Regions from separate parts of the Homo sapiens genome. Here region 2 is linked to region 1. Evidence: chromatin loops called from intact Hi-C (ENCODE). Cell type or tissue: right lobe of liver. All regions are shown on one strand. Links, peaks and the distances in the headings refer to the core of each region. The heading gives the core; the rest is flanking DNA.

The links. A loop is a pair of places that touch in the nucleus more often than their neighbours do. Peaks named below come from ENCODE experiments on the same cell type or tissue, not always from the same donor. Only the 100,000 strongest peaks of a DNase experiment are listed, where the experiment ranks them.
Region 2: it touches region 1 in a loop (2.3-fold over the local background); 3 of 110 quality-filtered maps call a loop at or near these places.

The regions. Positions count from the first base shown.
Region 1 is chr20:50,495,050-50,504,166 of GRCh38, forward strand. No RefSeq gene overlaps it. Among named protein-coding and RNA genes, the nearest start is that of PTPN1, 11 kb to the right of the region's middle. RefSeq lists enhancers at 3,402-3,471, 4,634-4,863. In right lobe of liver, for the core only: no CTCF peak of the experiment used is centred there; DNase peaks (open chromatin) are centred at 4,532 and 8,202; H3K27ac peaks cover 2,255 bases.
Region 2 is chr20:50,549,773-50,558,889 of GRCh38, forward strand. The region is part of intron 1 of PTPN1 (protein tyrosine phosphatase non-receptor type 1); the gene reads left to right. It also overlaps the pseudogene RN7SL672P. Among named protein-coding and RNA genes, the nearest start is that of MIR645, 31 kb to the right of the region's middle. RefSeq lists a silencer at 4,440-4,734. In right lobe of liver, for the core only: no CTCF peak of the experiment used is centred there; no DNase peak of the experiment used is centred there.

The DNA.
Region 1 (9,117 bases), core at 516-8,515:
TAGGACAGTGGTGAAAAGTTGATGCAGGTGGCTTCTAAAAGATCTTGACTTCCAAGGCAACTAGGGCTCTGGGGAAGGAATATGGCTGAACTTCAGACCCATAGGGCTACAGGAAGATAGAGACAGAAGACAAAGACCATGTACCAGTTAGCATGCTCTCAACTGCAAGTAGCAAGCCAATCCAAAGTGGCTTAAACAGTAAAAATGCTCCTGATGTCTTCAAATAATGTCTTCAAATAATGTCTGGGAAGGGACATGAATGAGCATGTGGGCCAGTGGGGCTCAAACCCACCCATGTAAGGGCCATGCCTCCACATTGCCATACCTGAGAAGCAAGGAGCTGGGGTATTTATCTCTTTCGCACTTTGGGAGGCTGAGCGGGCGAATCACCTGAGGTCAGGAGTTCAAGACCAGCCTGGCCAACATGGTGAACCCTGTCTCTACTAAAAATACAAAAAGTTAGCTGGGCGTAGTGGCACATGCCTGTAATCCCAGCTACTTGGGAGGCTGAGGCAGGAGAATCACTTGATCCCAGGAAACAGAGCTTGCAAAGAGCCAAGATTGTGCCACTCCAGCCTGGGCAACAGAGTGAGACTCTGTCACCAAAAAAAAAAAAAAAAAAAAAATTGATAAAAAGAGAAAGAGAGAGACAGAGACCTCAGAAAGACAGAGTGAAAGGGAGGGGTTAGAATAAAGGGAGGATGAAGATCGAGATGAAGTGACAGAGAGACCTAAGAACTTGTGAAAATGTGCTTACCAAAATGTGAGCAGTGGCCAGGCGCGGTGGCTCACGCCTGTCATCCCAGCACTTTGGGAGGCCGAGGTGGGCAGATCACAAGGTCAGGAGATCGAGACCGTCCTGGCTAACACGGCGAAACCCCGTCTCTACTAAAAATACAAAAAAAAAATTAGCCGGGCATGGTGGCGGGCGCCTGTAGTCCCAGCTACTCGGTAGGCTGAGGCAGGAGAATGGCGTGAACCCGTGAGGCAGAGCTTGCAGTGAGCCGAGATCGCACCACTGCACTCCAGCCTGAGGGACAGAGTGAGACTCCGTCTCAAACAAAAACAAAACAAAACAAAAAACACACACACAACACGTGAGCAGTGACCAGCACAGGTAGTAAGAGTTAAAAGTAAGTTGTGGGCCAGGCGCAGTGGCTCACGCCTGTAATCCCAGCACTTTGCGAGGCCGAGACAGGCAGATCATCTGAGGTCGGGATTTCGAGACCAGCCTGACCAACATGGAGAAACCCTGTCTCTACTAAAAATACAAAATTATCCAGGCATGGTGGTGCGTGCCTGTAATCCCAGCTGCTAGGGAGGCTGAGGCAGGAGAATTGCTTGAACCTGGGAGGCAGAGGTTGCGGTGAGCCAAGATCGCTCCATTGCACTCCAGCCTGGGTAGCAAGAGTGAAACTCCGTTTAAAAAAAAAAAAAAAAAGTAAGTTGTGTCTCTTTTATATGCACTTTTCAAGTTTTCTTCATTAAATGAGTATTCCTTTTGTGATAAGAAAAAGAAATAAGAACAACAAAAATGTCCTACCTCCAATGCTAGAACTTCCAGCTCTGCGTGTGAAAACACCCACTTTAAATTGCTTCTCTCTTTAGTTCAACCATGTTTCTTGAAATGGTTTGAATACAGGCAGAGTTTCCTTCTCTCCCTCCTTCCTTCTTTTTCCTTTTTTTTAAAGGAGACCAAAGTCAGAGTTGCCTCAGTGCTGACCCAACATTGAGGCTGAAAGTGGGTACAATAAGGGTAATTTAAGAAGGCAGGGATTAACAGCTGCTTTGGAAATGACAATTGGGTTAACCTCTTCTTCATTCTCACTCTCTCTCTCTCTCTCTCTGCAAGAACCATCTTGCCCTAGAGGAATGCAGGAAGGCAGTGGGGAGGGAAAATGACTCTGTTTAGGGAGGTGATAAAATGGGATGTGATGATTAATTCTTCATATATTTATTTGACAAGCATTCAGGGAGCACCTCTTCTCGCCCAGGTCCTGGGCTAGGCCCTGGGGACATAGCAAGATGAATACTACAGGATCCACGACTGTGAGGGCTGAGAGAGACACACGTGCAGATTGCTAAGACCAATATGAGAGGATCATTCCATACCCAAACACAGAGTTGCATGAAGGCCGAGGTTCTGCTTTCACCCCACCAGATACCAATTTCGCTCCTGAAATGAAGAAGTAAGGAGTGACCAGAGAGAATCTTATTTAGCAGGCAGTGATGATAAGTTAATACAGGTAGTTTCCAAAAGATCTTGACTTCCAAACAACTGGTGCTCTGGGGAAGGAATGTGTCTAAACATGAGACCCATAGGGCTAAAGGAAGGTAGAGACAGAAGACAAAGACCCTGTATCAGTTAGCATGCTCTCAGCTGCAGGTAACAAAAAAACCAACCCAAAGTGGCTTAAGTAGTAAAAATGTTTATGATGTCTTCAAATAAGTCCAGAGCTAGGCAGTCCCAGGGACAATTCGATAACTCAGTGATGTCAAGGACCTAAGTGCTTTTTATATTTTTGCTCCTCTATCTTAGCCTGGTTTTAAAAAAAAATAATTCCTCCCATATGTCTCTCTTTTTTTTTTTTTTTTTTTTTTTTTTGAGACGGAGCATCGCTCTGTCCCCCCAGGCTGGAGTGCAGTGGTGCAGTCACGGCTCACTGCAAGCTCTGCCTCCCAGGTTCATGCCATTCTCCTGCCTCAGCCTCCCGAGTATCTGGGACTACAGGTGCCCGCCACCACGCCCAGCTAATTTTTTCTATTTTTAGTAGAGACAGGGTTTCACCATGTTGGCCAGGCTAGTCTTGAACTCCTGACCTCAAGTGATCCGCCCGCCTCGGCCTCCCAAAATGCTAGGATTACAGGCGTAAGCCACCATGCCTGGCCCCATATGTCTCCTTTACAAGAAGGGAAAATCTTTCCCAGAAGCTCTTGGGCAGATTTTGCAATACTGCCATTGGCCAGGATTGAGTCCCATACCCATGCCCTGATGCAAAGGAGGCTTTGAAGGGGCCTCCCAGTTTTTTCTTCTTGGCACTGTCAGCCAAGAAGAAGGGGGAAGAGAAAGATGAATAGATAGGCAACCAACAGTGTCTGCCTCAGAAGGGAATTAACATTCACTGGGCCCTGTTTATAACCCCAGCCATCCCCCAGATTTCCAGCTTCCTCTTTAATATCTAACATCGGAACCCCATGACCCTAACAAGACAGAACTTTCATCAGGTTCTTTCTGCAGGATATTACTCAGAGTCTCTGGGGGATGTTCTCATGTTCCCTGGACCATGCTTGTGATTGCTTGGCAACCACAGTGAGCCCTTTCTCCCAGGGCATCTACTGCCCTTGTCTGCCACCTCCTAACTGTCTGCACCAGGATGGTGCTCCTGTCACTAACACCATCTCAACTTGAAAGTAGTACCCAGCCCTCTTCCTTAACAGCCCCCAAAACATGGCTGGATTGATTAGAATATAGGTTTAATTACTGTAACTGAGACCCTCATTAACAGCGGTTTAAACAAAGCAGAAGTTTATTACTTTTTTTTTTTTTTTTTGAGACTGGGTTTCGCTGTGTCACCCAGGCTAGAGTGCAGTGGTGTGATCTCGGCTCACTGCAACCTCCTGGGCTCAAGTGTTTCTCCTGCCTCAGCCTCCCAAGTAATTGGGACTACAGGGATTTGCCACAATACCTGGCTAATTTTTGTAGTTTTAGTAGAGACGGGGTTTCACCATGTTGGTCAGGCTGGTCTCGAACTCCTGACCTCATGATCTGCCCACTTCGGCCTCCCAAAGTGCTGGGATTACAGGCGTGAGCCACCATGCCCAGCCCAGAAATTTATTTCTAACCAGTCAGAATGATACCTACAAGCAATCAGGATGACTGTAGCTGTGCATATCAGCTGAATATCAGCCCTTTTATGTCTTGTTCATGTAACAGTGTGTGTGATCAGTCTGGGGCTAATGGGGCTGGCCCATGGGGTCAGAGTCTCAGGCTTTTTCTATCTTGTTTTCTTCCATCCCTTCCATGTTGCTCTTGTCCACACAGTTCAAGTTGGTGCCACCATGTCACATTCCAGGCAGTACTATGGAAGAAAAGGTGAAAGAAAGACCCCAACCCAGCCGGGCTTGGTGGCTCACACCTGTAATCCCAGCACTTTAGGAGGCCAAGGTGGGCAGATCACAAGGGCAAGAGATCAAGACCATCCTGGCCAACATGGTGAAACCCCATCTCTATTAAAAATACAAAAATTAGCTGGGTGTGGTGGCACGCGCCTGTAGTCCCAGCTACTCAGGAGGCTGAGGCAGGAGAATTGCTCGAGCCTGGGAGGCGGAGGTTGCAGTGAGCTGAGATGGCATCGCTGCACTCCAGCCAGGCGACAGAGCGAGACTCCATCTCAAAAAAAAAAAAAAAAAAAAAGAAAGACCCTGACCCCACCCCACACTGTTCCTGAACCAAGCCTTTAAAGGCATGATTTAGAAATGGTGCACGTCACTTCCACTCAGGTCCTATTGGTCAGCATGCAGTCATATGGCACATCTAGTTGCAAGGGAAGTTGGGAAATGTAGTCTTTAGCCAGGCAGGCATGTGCCCAGTTACAATCCTGTTTCTATGAAAGCAGAGAACTGACACTGGGGACAATTAGTATCTGACCCAGCAGCTAAGATGAGCCCATAGCAGTTAACAAAATTTTACTGAAGCCTTGGGGATAACAGGTGAGAATTACAATGCAGAAAAGGGAAATGCAAAATGAAATTGTAAATAAATCATGTTTGGAGGCCATATAGCTGCTTCATGCTTTCCTTCCTGCTGGTCTTCACCCTCCTTTCTCTCTAGCATGCTGTCATGCTGTGAGAACCAGCCTACCTCCCGTGGATGATGGCTGCCTAACTTCTTCTCCCTAGAATTTAGGACCCCCTCTTTCTCCTCTTTGCCCCAGGTAAAGCAAAAGGCCCTCCCCTTCCCACAGTGAGTCTGGCTTCCTTGCCTACCCCAGGATATGGGCAGTGGGAATATCCATGTCCTCCTGAAGAAAGTACAATTCCCCATGTGGTTCCCCTTGCAGCTCACTTCCCTGTGGCCTGGATGAGGCCATCACAAGAGTTGTAAGTGCGATCCCCTAAGCCCGGGTCCCTCCACTTTCAGTTATTCCAAATCAGAGTCCTCTCCAAGGGCTTCCCACCAGCACAAGGGGAAGGAAAGTTCAGGTCAGCGCCTCTTCTCTGCACAGTCAAGTCTCAAACAGAAGACCAGTTTCATCTTCAAATACAGAAACTGCTGGAGCAAATACTTGGTCAAAAAGGTACACATCTTTCCCAAGGACTTCAGGAACCCTTCTAGCTAAATCAAAGCTTAGAAATTCATTCCTCTTTTCTAAAAGGCTATGGTCCTAGTACAGATCCACCCAACTTACATGCATTATCACAATGCTGGTGTGCAACAGTGGGCAAGTCATGTATCACTCCAAGCCTCAGTTTCCTCATCTGTGAAATGAGGTTAATGACAGTTTCTCTTACAGGGTTGTTGGGAAGATGTAGAGAGATGATAAAGGTAAAGTGCTAGCTTAGTGCAGAGCCTAGTCTTTCGTCAAAGCCCAATACATGTAGCTAACATAACTAGTATTATTAAACAATAAGAAACAACTCAACATGGGGAATCTGCATCTGGATAATATCACTGTCTTAGGATTCTCCCCAAGAGCAGTGATTTCTCCCAGAATAATGGAAGAACATTCTCATCTTCAAAGACAAAAATGGCTCCAAATCCCCTTCAAAAACTTGAAAAACTAGACTTCACCTCCAGAACTGGTTACATAAGCTCAATGCAGAATGAATATGCGGGGCTCCTTGTTCAAACATTATTGCGAGTTTCGGCCAGGCACAGTCGCTCATGCCTGTAATCCCTGCACTTTCAGAGGCCGAGGCAGGTGGATCTCCTGAGGTCAGGAGTTTGAGACAAGCCTGGCCAACATGGTGAAACCTCATCTCTACTAAAAACACCAAAATTAGCCGGGCGTGGTGGTGGGTGCCTGTAATCCCAGCCACTCGGGAGGCTGAGGCAGGAGAATCTCTTGAAACTGGGAGGCAGAGGTTGCAGTGAGCCAAGATTGCACCACTGCATTCCAGCCTGGGCAACGGAGCAAGACTCCATCTCAAAAAAAAAAAAATTATTAAGAATTTCAAGGCTGGGTGCGGTGGCTCACACCTGTAATCCTAGCAATTTGGGAGGCCGAGGCGGGCAGATCACTTGAGATCAGGAGTTCAAAACCAGCCTGGCCAACATGGTGAAACCCCGTCTCTACTAAAAATACAAAAAAAAAAAATTAGCCGGGCATGGTGGCAGGTGCCTGTAATCCCAGCTACTCGAGAGGCTGAGGCAGGAGAATTGCTTTAACCCAAGAGGCAGAGGTTGCAGAGAGCCAAGGTCACGCCACTGCACTCCAGCCTGGACAACAGAGCGAGACTCAGTCTCAAAAACAAACAAAAACAAAGAAACAAACAAACAAACAAAAGAATTTCAAGACAAAGACAGCAGAGCAAACAAGTGCAGGCCCCTTCTGAGCTCGGGACTCTGCAATCACACAGGTTGCACACACACCCATGAAACCAGCCAAGTTCACCTACAGCAGCAGAACAAAAAATAGGGTTGTAAAATTGCAGGTTGCAATATATATTATGAAAAACTTCTGAAGACAGATGGTAGCTTGCTTTTTTCCACTCAGCAACTTACACAACTGTAGAACAACAGCAAAATTTTTGAGTCCTTGCTGTGAACTAGAGACCAGGCTGAGTGCTTTACACACATACTCTCATTTAATCATCACATCCCTGCATTCTGTAAAAGATGGAAAACCAAGGATTGGAGAGGGTAAGGAACTTGCCCAAGGGCACATGAGCCCAATTCAGCCTAATTCCAGAACCCACACCCAGAACCACCATGTGTACAGTGAAAGTGCCCCCGCAAGCCTCAGCCCTGCAAACTAGAGTGTGGAGGATGTTGTAGGGGCCTCTGGAAACCCTCCCCAGACTCCTCCTTTGCTGAAAGCATGGAGCTGGGACCGGTTTCCATCTTTGGATCCAACTTCCCTCCTTGAACTTTCCCGCACATCTCTGACCCTCCTTTCTCAGAACACATGTGATTCCCCTAGTTCCCCCTGAATGCCTCCTCCTCCCCCACCGGGGAAGTTGCTCTTACCAGACAGGCAGCGTGGGATTATGTTTACGCATTTATTTTTGTTTCTTTTTAATGACTTGCTGTAAAGCTTAAAATGTCTTCCGGGTGGTAGAGAGGCAGGGGAGTCGCCCATTAAAAATGAAGCCCAGTAAAAATGAAGCCCAGTAGAGACGTGAGTGGGAGATTCTGGGCTGTTAACCTTCCCGTGAGTTCTGAAATAGTGCAGAACTCATATATTTAATATAGTTTCAGAACTAGAAGCAGCAAATAGAGCTGAACTGGGTTCAAATCCTGACTCCACCATTTCTCATCTGTGTGACTGTGGGCAAGTTGCTTAACCTCTCTGTGCCACGGTTCAAATGGAGATCACAATAGTACAGGCTCCAGAGTGGTGGTGTTAATGAATGATTATCGTTATTATTATCCTCATTGTTATTACTATTGTTTTTAGAGCTCATGGGAGTCCTTGGAGAGACTGTATAGCTTCATGGCTGAGAATATAGATGCTGAAATCAGGCTGCATCTGGGATTAAATCAGGGATTTAAATCCCACTTGACTACCTACTGGCTGTATGACCTTGGTTAAATAACTGGCCTCTCTGAGCCTCAGTTTCCTCAATTGACAAATTCTCCCCTGGGCAGAGGGATTGGATTAGAGATGGCATGTGAGCTTCAGTTGGATCAATGAGACTCAAGGCCAGGACTCAGGGTCCACCAGGGAAAAGAAGCTCTTCCCACTGGAGCTGCTGAGCTGATAGGCTGTGAGCCTGGGGCTGCTGGGGCTCTAGAGGACAGCCTGCTCGAGAGTGAAGCTAGCACAGGGGAAGAAACATAAAAGAGCTGGGGAGAGAGAGAGTCACAATGACGTTTGAGGCCCTGGATCTGGCGGTGCCTGAAGCAAGGAAGCCTCCTTTGGACTTCCCAATTTCATGAGCCAGTAAATTCCCCGTTTTGCGAAAGCCACTTTTCAGTTGGGTTTTTCTCACTGGAAAGTATCCAGGCTGACACCAGGATTTCCATTTAGCAACTTGACCCAGGCCTGCAAGCTAGTGAGTAGCAGCCTCAGGGGTTAGAAGCTCCTAGCTCTGTACCACGGTGCTCTGTCATCCAGCATGCAAGCCAGCATTCTGTACTGGGTGTTCATTGCTTTCACCTCTTTAGCCTCTCCGAGCAGCTATTTTCTCATCTCTCAAATGTGGATAAACAGCAGGCTTGCAGGGCTGTTGGGAAACACAAAATTCAAAGTAATGCTTTTAGGCCAGGCATGGTGGCTCACGCCTATAATCCCAGCACTTTGGGAGGCTGAGGCGGGCAGATCACTTGAGGTCAGGAGTTTGAGACCAGCCTGGCCAACATGGTGAAACTCCATCTTTACTAAAAATACAAAATAAATTAGCCAAGCGTGGTGGCAAGTGCCTGTAATCCCAGCTCCTTGGGAGGCTGAGGTAGGAGAATCACTTGAACGTGGGAGGCAGAGGTTGCAGTGAGCCGAGATTGTACCAGTGCACTCCAGCCTGGGGCAACAAAGTGAGACCCTGTCTCAAAAAAAAAAAAAAAGGTAACACTATTAGTTAGCATGGTTTATGGCTGAAGGTTGGAGTTCTGTGCACCCAGTTTCTAGTGCCTTGGGCCTTGGCTTTTCCCCATTACTTATTCCATTGCAGGGATGTCTCTGGCTGTCCCTAAGTCAGCCAACCAGTCAAAGTGCCCAAACTCTCTTAGGCGAGCATGGGTGAATCTTGTGGGGGGAAGAGCCATCTTCCTTCCTGGCTATGTGTACCCAGTGGTGAGTGGAGGAAGCTAGATGACCTTGAGGATTCTTGAACTCTGAGTCTATGATGTACAAAGAAGCCCTGTTATGTTCATTTCCAGAACCTTCTAAAACTGATATGCTCTTCTGGGAATGATCTGTATTGCAGGGAAACAGCAATGAACCAAATCGACTTAGT
Region 2 (9,117 bases), core at 569-8,568, 55 kb after region 1:
ATTTCATATTAAGTATATGATTTATTTCATATTGCTTATATGAATGTACACATAAATATAATAAAAATATTTTCCTAAGGTTTTTGTAGTAAATTATATCGTTTCATTAACTTTCATATATAGCATTGCTTTTGACCTGGAAGACATTGAACCTCTGATGATTTGTATATTCCTCGGAGTATACTTTGTTACATAGAAATTTTCTCATTTATAATGAGATTTGTGATTAACAAAATTTGTTCAACATGCATTACTTTGAAGATCTGGTTTCTAAAATTTTATGCTAGTTACCCCACCCCCCCTTCTATATATATCTCCCTATTCAGCGACTACTGCAAGAGTTCCAGGAAATGTACACTGTGTGTTCACTTACTGCATTTTAAATCATTGCCTTTACTATATTTCTGCATTTCCCTTCAATCTAGCTCTGTCTGTACATTTCTGAAAGCCAGTAGCTTCCCTGAAGAACCAGGTAACAACCCGAACAATCAAATTAGATAACCATTTGTAGAATGGAGGTTCCGGGAGATCTTAGAAGATGTGATGGGTGCTAAGGGACTTTGTAGTTCCCTGAAGTTCCAGTGAGTAAAAGGTACCCTTGGAATTTTTTATTCCTTCAGACTTTTAAAACAGAGATCACTTTCAAAAATTACTCTTTCTGCTTTGAATCCATGTTTTAGTAACTATTTTGACACTGTTTGGTCAGAAGGCTGTGTGGGTCAACTGCAAATAAATAAAATAAATGTGATTTCAGTAATTTCCATTTTGTAACAAGTAATTGAGAAAATAGGATTGGATCAGATATTTGCTTATACACATTCCCTTTCAGGAGCACTTCTGTTCTATAAAGAATGTTGGTATATTGTTAAGGACACTTCAAGCTTTGGGAACCTTTGAAGTATCCATTGATTCAGTTAACAAAATTATGTTGAGTGCCTACCCTGGGCCTGGGCCTGTGTTAGGAGGGGACACTAAGATGAGAGTCCAAAGCACTTCTTCTCAGACTCCTGGCTGCTAATGGGTTGCTGCCTCTACTTCTTCACTTAGCAGATAGCTTTAAAATGAGTAATGCATTTTACCATGGAGCCCGTAAGAGACATTCACCCAGTTGTGGACCGAGGAGAAGGGTGTTAAACCCAGATTGTGATGTTTCACTTGATGAAGTGCTTAATATAAACATGGAAATATTTCCGCAAGGATAAACTGGCTTTTATGCCTGTGTGTTTTCAGGAGAAATAGAAATCTCTAATCAAATATTGCCAGCTTTTCACCCAAGTTTGACTTTTTGCCTAATTGAGTTTGGGAGGTGTCTGAATAATGGATAATGAGCTTTCCTGAATAAATATAAAAATTAATTAACTCCAGGCTCTAATTCATTCTGTTACCAGAGTTTTGTAAGCATGTTACCCCTTTGTGTTCATTGGGAGATCATCTGTTACCTTCTTAAATGAGTGGGGAAGGATGGGAAATGAGGAAGAGCTATAAAAACTATTCAGGTGAAGAAGGTTTCTGCCCCTCCTTGCCCCTTTTAAAATCTCCAGCTCAGCAGATGCTTTGTTTAAACTTGATCAAGTGCTTGTGAATCTTCCTAGCCTAGCTAAATCATAACTTTGGAAGGACTTGCTTTTTTCTCTCATGACAATGGTTTACCACAGAAATGATTCAGATCACTTTGTGTGCCTGATGCCTATGTAAAATGATACAGTGAAATGGAAACCATTTACCTGTAAGCTTTGGGCACACCCAAGCCTGCTTCAGGAGCACATGATCAGGCGTGCACTCTGGGAGAGCCGTACACATTTGACATCTATGATGTGTGGCGTTTTATTCTATCACATTTCTGAAATCTACACTAAGAGAAAGGAGGCTCTTAAAAAACCACTGAGGTGTGGACTGGGGGAAGGAGAGATCCGTAAAGAACCTGTTTGTTACCTGTTGATACTATTTCCCATTGGTAAAATTTCTAATTTAGTGTGATCCAGCCCTGAAATGCTGAGGCACACACTGAATGACTCCTGACATCTTTAGTGTTTTTGTTCAGGGGACTCTTCTGGGAATCTGTTTCATGGCAAGTTTATTATTCCCTTTTGGTTTGGCTCATCAGTTTACCCAGCAGTCATCTTAATCGGTTTTAAAGGCTTTTATTTTATTTTGTTTTCTCTGTGGAAATTTTACACATTCAGTAGATTAGAAGTAGTTATTTAATCTTTGGTTAGCATAATAAAAGATCTTCTAGGGACATTTTTTGCTTGCAGTGGAAGGCTAGTTAAATGTGTTCATTAGTCATGAATCTGCTTTTTCTATAGCTGTTGGAAACGTAGCTCCCCTGTGATACAGTTGTAGAATACAGAAATCTCGTTTTGCTGTTACGGTACGGTAGTCTACTTACTTTCTTCCAAACCATTAATGTTATAGTTACCTTTAATTGCGTAGGTCCTATCACCCCTCAATTTTAAGACTCTAAGCCTGGCATTTTATCTTACAAAATGAAATATAAAGACTTGTACTCAGAGTATGTGTGTGTTTTCCATATACCATTCTAAAGTAGAGAAAGATGAGGGATTCGCCAGAAACTGATTTCTAATAAATTATCCAGAAACTGACCCCTTCTCACCTCTTCTGTTACTGTCACTGTGGTTTCAGCCACAGCATCCTTTGCTGCATTGTTACCTTAGTTTCCTGACTGTATCCTTCCTTACACCATTGATCCCTGCAATCCCATCTGCGCGTAGCAGCCAGAAGGGATCCACTTACTGCTGTGATCAGAAATCCTCAGCCAGGTGCAGTGGCTCATGCCTGTAATCTCAGCACTATGGGAGGCTGAGACTGGAGAATTATTTGAGCCCAGGAGTTTGAGACCAGCCTCAAACTGGGTAATATAATGAGACCTCATCTCTACAAACAGGAAAAAAAAAATTTTTTTTTTTTTTTTAACTAGCCAGGTATAGTGCTAATATACCTGTTCTGGGATCCAGCATGCTCTCCCTGACCTGCAGCTTCATCTCCACCACTTTGCCCCTCACTCCCACCACAATGGCTTTCTTCTCTTCCTCAGACATGCCGTGCGTCCTCCTACCTGGAATATTCCCCTCCAAACATTCCCATGGCTCACTCCCTCACCTTCATCAGATCTCTGTTCCAGTGTCACTTTTACTGGAAGGTCTTTTGTGACCATCCTACTTATTATAAAAAAATAATCTGCCCAACCTTCTCCTTTTATTTCCTCTACTTGATTTTTCAATTTAGTACTTATCAGCTGACATATATTTTGTCTCTCTGTCTCTCTCTGTCTCTCATAGAAGGTAAATTCTATAAAGGAAGGAATTTTTATGTTTGGTTCTTTGCTGTAGCTCCAATATTCAAAACAGTGCCTGACACACAGTAGGCCCTTTATATTTGTTGAATAAATGTTGACACTCTGATATCTAATTTTTGTCTGGTGACTAATACGAAAACTATAGAGTGATAATAAAAGCATTACCTTAGTAGACTGGAAAGGGATGAGCGCTAGGATGAACTTTCTGCCTGGCGATCTTGCTGAATTTAGGAGGCAGATTGGGGTTCAAAGGAGGCTGAAATGGCTAGGATTTGCAGAGCAGGGTACTAAGGATGAGCAGGCTATGACAGAAAGAACTCCAGAAATCTGCAAAGGGATCACCTTGAGTCTGGCTGGATACAGTGTACACTTTGTAGGGTGTCTCTTCATGAGCTTGGATAAAGAACAACTGTTGGGGAGTGGATAATTCCCAGCACTCATTCAAGCTTGCATCGGCCAGAACGGAGAGAGACAGACCTCTGTAATACGTAGGATATTTGGTAGAAACATTCAACCGAAAACCATCAGATATGCAAAAAGTAATAATAATAAGTAAACAATGTGATGCATAGCTAGAAGAAAAATCAGACATTAGAAGCAAGCCCAGAAATGACAGATGATAAATTAGCAGATAAGGACATTAAAACAGCTATTATAAATAACTTAGCAGATTTAAAGAAAAACAACATAATGAGGATAATGGAAGAAAAACAACCGAATACCATTTCTAAAGAAGAAAAATACAATATCTGAAATGAGAATTTAGCTGGATAGGATTAATAGTTTAGGCACTGCAGAAGAAAAAAACAGCATCTATATGAGAATATACCCAAGGGAAGTACAGAGAGGAAAAAAATGTGGATTGGGGGGTGCCTCAGTGACATATGGAACAATATTAAACAAGTCTGCCCCCAAAATACTTGAAGGAATAAGGTTCAAGTTTTTTCCAGGTTTAATGAAAACTATAAGCCTACAGATTCAAGCATTTCAACAAACCTTCAGCAAAATAAACAAAACCACAGTAGGCCTGGCACACTGTCTCATGCCTGCAATCCCAGCACTTTGGGAGCCTGAGTCAGGAGGATTGCTTGAGATCTGCTTGGGCAACATAGCCAGACCCTGTCTCTACAAAAAATAAAATGAAATAAATTAGCTGGATGTGGAGGTCCACACCTGTAACTCTAGCTAGCCTGGAGGCTAAGAAGGGAGGATTGCCTGAGCCCAGTAGTTCAAGGCTGGAGTGAGCTAGGACTGCATCACTGCACTCCAGCCTAGGCAACAGCAAGACCACATCTCTCTCTCTCTCTCTCTCTCTCTCTCAAAAGGCAGTGAAATAACGACTTATTTGGGGAAAAAATAAAGGCAGAGAATTTGTTGCCAGCAGACTAGCATAAAAAAAAGGAAGTCCTTGAAACAGAAGAGAAATGATAAAAGATGGAAATTTGGATATATACTAAAGAATGAGGATTGCTAAAAGTGACATACATAGATAAATATGAAATATATTTTTATTTTAAAATTTATTTAAAGCAAAAATAAAAATACATCATATTTATAACATAGAAATAAAAAATGTATGATAATAGCATAAAGGATAAGTGGACAAATGCTGTTGTCGTATTTTTGGTAAAATGCACTATTATTTGAAAGTAGACCATCGTGAATTCGATGCATATTGTAAACCAAATAGAACACTAAAAAATGAAAATAAAGAGATATGGCTAATGTGCCAATGGTGGAGATAAGATAGATGCAAAAAAAGAAAAACATTCAAAAGAAGGCAGAGACAGAGGAAAAAAGGAACAAAGATCAAATGAGTCAAATAGAAAGCAGCTAAACTAGCAATATGGCAGATTTAAATCTAGCCATGTCAATAGTTATATTAAATGTAAATGTTCTAAATACCTGAATTAAAGGATGAAGATTGTCAGATTAGATTGAAAAAGCATGACCCAACTACATGCTGTCTGTAAGAAATTAGAAAAAGAACAAATTAAATCCAAAGTAAGAAGAAAGGAAATAGAGTAGAAGTTAGTGAAGTATAAAACAAAGAGCAAAGAAAATCAATTAAATGAAAAGCTGGTTCTTTGTAAAGATCAGTAAAATTGATAAATTTCTAGCTAAACTGGCCAAGAAAAAAGAAAAGACATACAAATTAACAGTATCAGGAAGAAAAACAGAGAATTCAAAGGAGTGTAATGCAAACTTTATGCTAGTAAATGCAATAAGTTAGATGGTATGGAAAAAAATGTGAACAATACAAAGCAGACTGTGGTTGCCTTTGGTGGCAGTAGCGGGGTGGGAGTGGAAGGTTGAATTGACTGGAACCAGAAGCACAAGTGAACTTTTTGGGGTGATGGAAATGTTTTGTATCTTGGTTGCATTGATAGTTAAATGGTTGTAGACATTGCTTAAAACTCACTGAACACTTAAGTGGGTATGTTTTATTATTTGTAAAATATACCTCAAAAGCAGTTTTAAAAATGTATTCAAGTACATACTTAAGATCTTTGCATTTTACTCTGAGTATACCTTAATTTTAAAATCTGTTTTTTAAAAAGTATTATGTAGATACCTTTTATTTTCCCAATGTCTTTATTAAATGACATCTCCACGTTTTGCTTCTTACCTCTATTTTTTTTTTTTTATTTCTCTGTCTCTCAGGCATGCACACACACACACCAAAAAAAGTACATATGCATAATCCTTTTGGCTGAATAAAATCAGTTGCAACTGTTATTTCGGCCCTTATTTGCTCCGGGTAAATATTCGTTAGCTGAGTGGTTTATCTGTATCAGATATTTCTTACATCTTCATCCAGTCACACCAGCTGGACTGACCAGATTGTTTTTCACTTCAAGGGCAGAATTTGTACTCACTGCTGAATGCTTCCAAATGATACGTAGAATAACAAATTTAAGACTTAGATTTTTACTTTTTCAGGTCTTTTTTTTTTTTTCTGTGCTGTATAGCATTTCCCTGAAAGCTTAATCTCATCTGTAAGTGATGCAGTGGATGTGTTACTATTGGATTAATTTATTTACTCTTAGGTAGGTTTGTAATCTGTCATCATGCTGTTGTTTTTTTGTGTGGGTTTGTTTTTGGTTTTGAGACAGGGTCTCACTCTGCTGCCCAGGCTGGAGAGGCTAGAGTGCAGTGATGTGTTTATGGGTCACTGCAGATTCAATCTCCTGGGCTCAAGTGATCTTCCTGCCTCAACCCCTTGTGTAGATGGAAGCACAGGTGCACGCCACCACACCCGGCTATTTTTTTAAATGTATTGTAGAGACGAGGCATCATTTTTTTGCCCAAGGCTGATCTTGAACTCCTGGGCTCAAACAATCCTCCCACCTCGGCTCCCAAAGTGCTGGGATTACAGATGTGAACCACCACTCGAGCTCCATCATTCTGTTATTAGTTGTTCTCTAGTATGAGTCAAAAACTCTTACCTGCCCTTTTACAGTTTTATAAATAAGTAAGCAGAATAGCAGAATGTGGACATTTTTTAAATCCAAATTGAATATGCACATGACTCAAGGAGTCAAATAGTACCGTAATCGGTTTATGATAAAATCCAGTGGTTTGGCTGGGTGTCGTGGCTCACACTTGTAATCCCAGCACCTTGGGAGGCTGAGGCAGGTGGATCACCTGAAGTCAGGAGTTTGAGACCAGTCTGACCTACATGGTGAAACTACTAAAATACAAAATTAGCTGGGCATGGTGGTGCATGCCTGTAATCCCAGCTACTTGGGAGGCTGAGGCAGGAGAATTGCTTCAACCCGGGAGGCAGAGGTTGTGGTGAGCCGATATCGCATTATTTCAGAACAATTTTCCACAAGATCAGTGAGTGCTGTCCAATAGACATATAATACAACCCACATACATGACTTTACATTTTCTTGTAGCCATAGTAGAAAAGGTCAAAAGAAGCAGATGAAATTAATAGCCTGGGCAACAAGAGCAAAACCCCATCTTTTAAAAAATAAAATAAAATATGGTGGTTTGCTGTCCCCACCTCAGACCATTTCTCTGGTCTTTCTCATTGACCACCACTCCCAATCTTTGTTCTGCTGATTGATTACAGCTTGTATATATCTCCATATTTCTAAGCAAAATGTTTATCTTTTTTAAATTTATAAATTCTTTTTATTATTTTTCAGAGACAGGGTCTTAACTCTGTCGCCCAGGCTGGAGTACAGTGGCACCATCGTAGCTCACTGTAGCCTCGAACTCCTGGGCTCAAGCAGTCTTCCTGCCTCCGCCTCTCAGGTAGCTGAGACTACGCTACAGGCACATACCACCATGCCCAGCTCAAAATGTTTATCTTTTGATACATTATTCGAGACCATTATTAAGGTGGATGATTTAGTTTTCTTAAACAGCCATCCCCTTTCTTTTCCTCCCCTCTGCTTCACCGCCCCCATTTTCCCAATGTTTTACCTTTTGGTTAAATCAGTACTCATTGTTTACATTATTTGCCTCTGCACATAGTCACAGATAGTATTGTACTGTACTGTACTGTGTTTCTTTTTTAAACATTATTTCTGTTGTTAATAATTGACTTTTTAATTTTTTTCCTATTTTGTTTTTTAAAGAGATGGGGTCTTACTATATTGCCCAGGCTAGAGTTCAGTGGCTCTTCGCGGGCATGATCCCACTGCTGATCAGTACAGGAATTTCCACCTGCTCCATTTCCAACCTGGACCAGTTCACCCCTTCTTAGGCAACCTGGTGGTCCCCCATTCCCGGGAGGTCAGCATATTGATGCCAAACTTAGTGCGGACACCCGATCGGCATAACGCATGCAGCCCAGGACTCCTGGGCTCAAGCAGTCCTCCCGGGCTCAAGCAGTCCTCCCACCTAAGCCTCCCGCGTAGCTGAGACTACAGACACTTGCCACCACACCAGGTTAATTTTTGTGTTTTTTGTAGAGGTGGGGTTTTGCCATGTTGTCCAGACTCATCTCAAACTTCTCAGCTCAAGTGAGCCTCCTGCCTCAGCTTCCCAAGTAGCTGGGATTATAGACGCATGCCACCACACCCCATGATAATTGCCTTTTTTTTTAATTTGCATAATTTTCTTTGTAGCTTTTGCTAATGTTCCCATATCTTCTTATAGCCTTACAGAATGATTTTCCACAAGATCAGTGAGTGCTGTCCAGTAGACATATAATACAACCCACATACATGATTTTACCTTTTTTTGTAGCCATAGTAAAAAAGGTCAAAAGAAGCAGATGAAATTAATAGTATCTTTTACTTAACCCAGTTCATTCAAAATGTTATTTCAATAAATGGTCAATATTTAAAATACTTGAGATATTTTGCTTTTATTTATTTCTTTTGTTACTAAGTCTTCAAAATCCAATGTGTATTTTACACTTACAGAACATCTCTTTTTAGACTGGCCACATGTAGCTCAGGGTTACTGTATTGGACAGAGTGGTTTCAGTTTCAAGTTTTTCCTTGGAGACATCCTACTTGAAATTTCCATTCTCCATGTATCTGGGTGGTTGGTCTATAGACTTGCCACTCACAGCTGTCATCTTGAGACTTTCTTTGCTTTTCTTCTCTATTGGATATTCAGTTTCCTGGATTTCAGGTCTTCTCATTTTCCTCTAGTAGTTTTGTTAGGTCATGGTTGGTATGGCATGGTTGGGATAGCGTGTTCACACAGCTATCTCGTGAGTCATACTCCTCCAATCCAGCCTGCTCGCTTCCCGTGTCTGTCATGTAGTTGTCACCCTGCTATCTCTCCCTCCAGTTTTTGCAGAAATTTCCTTTGTCTTCACTCTTGGTCTT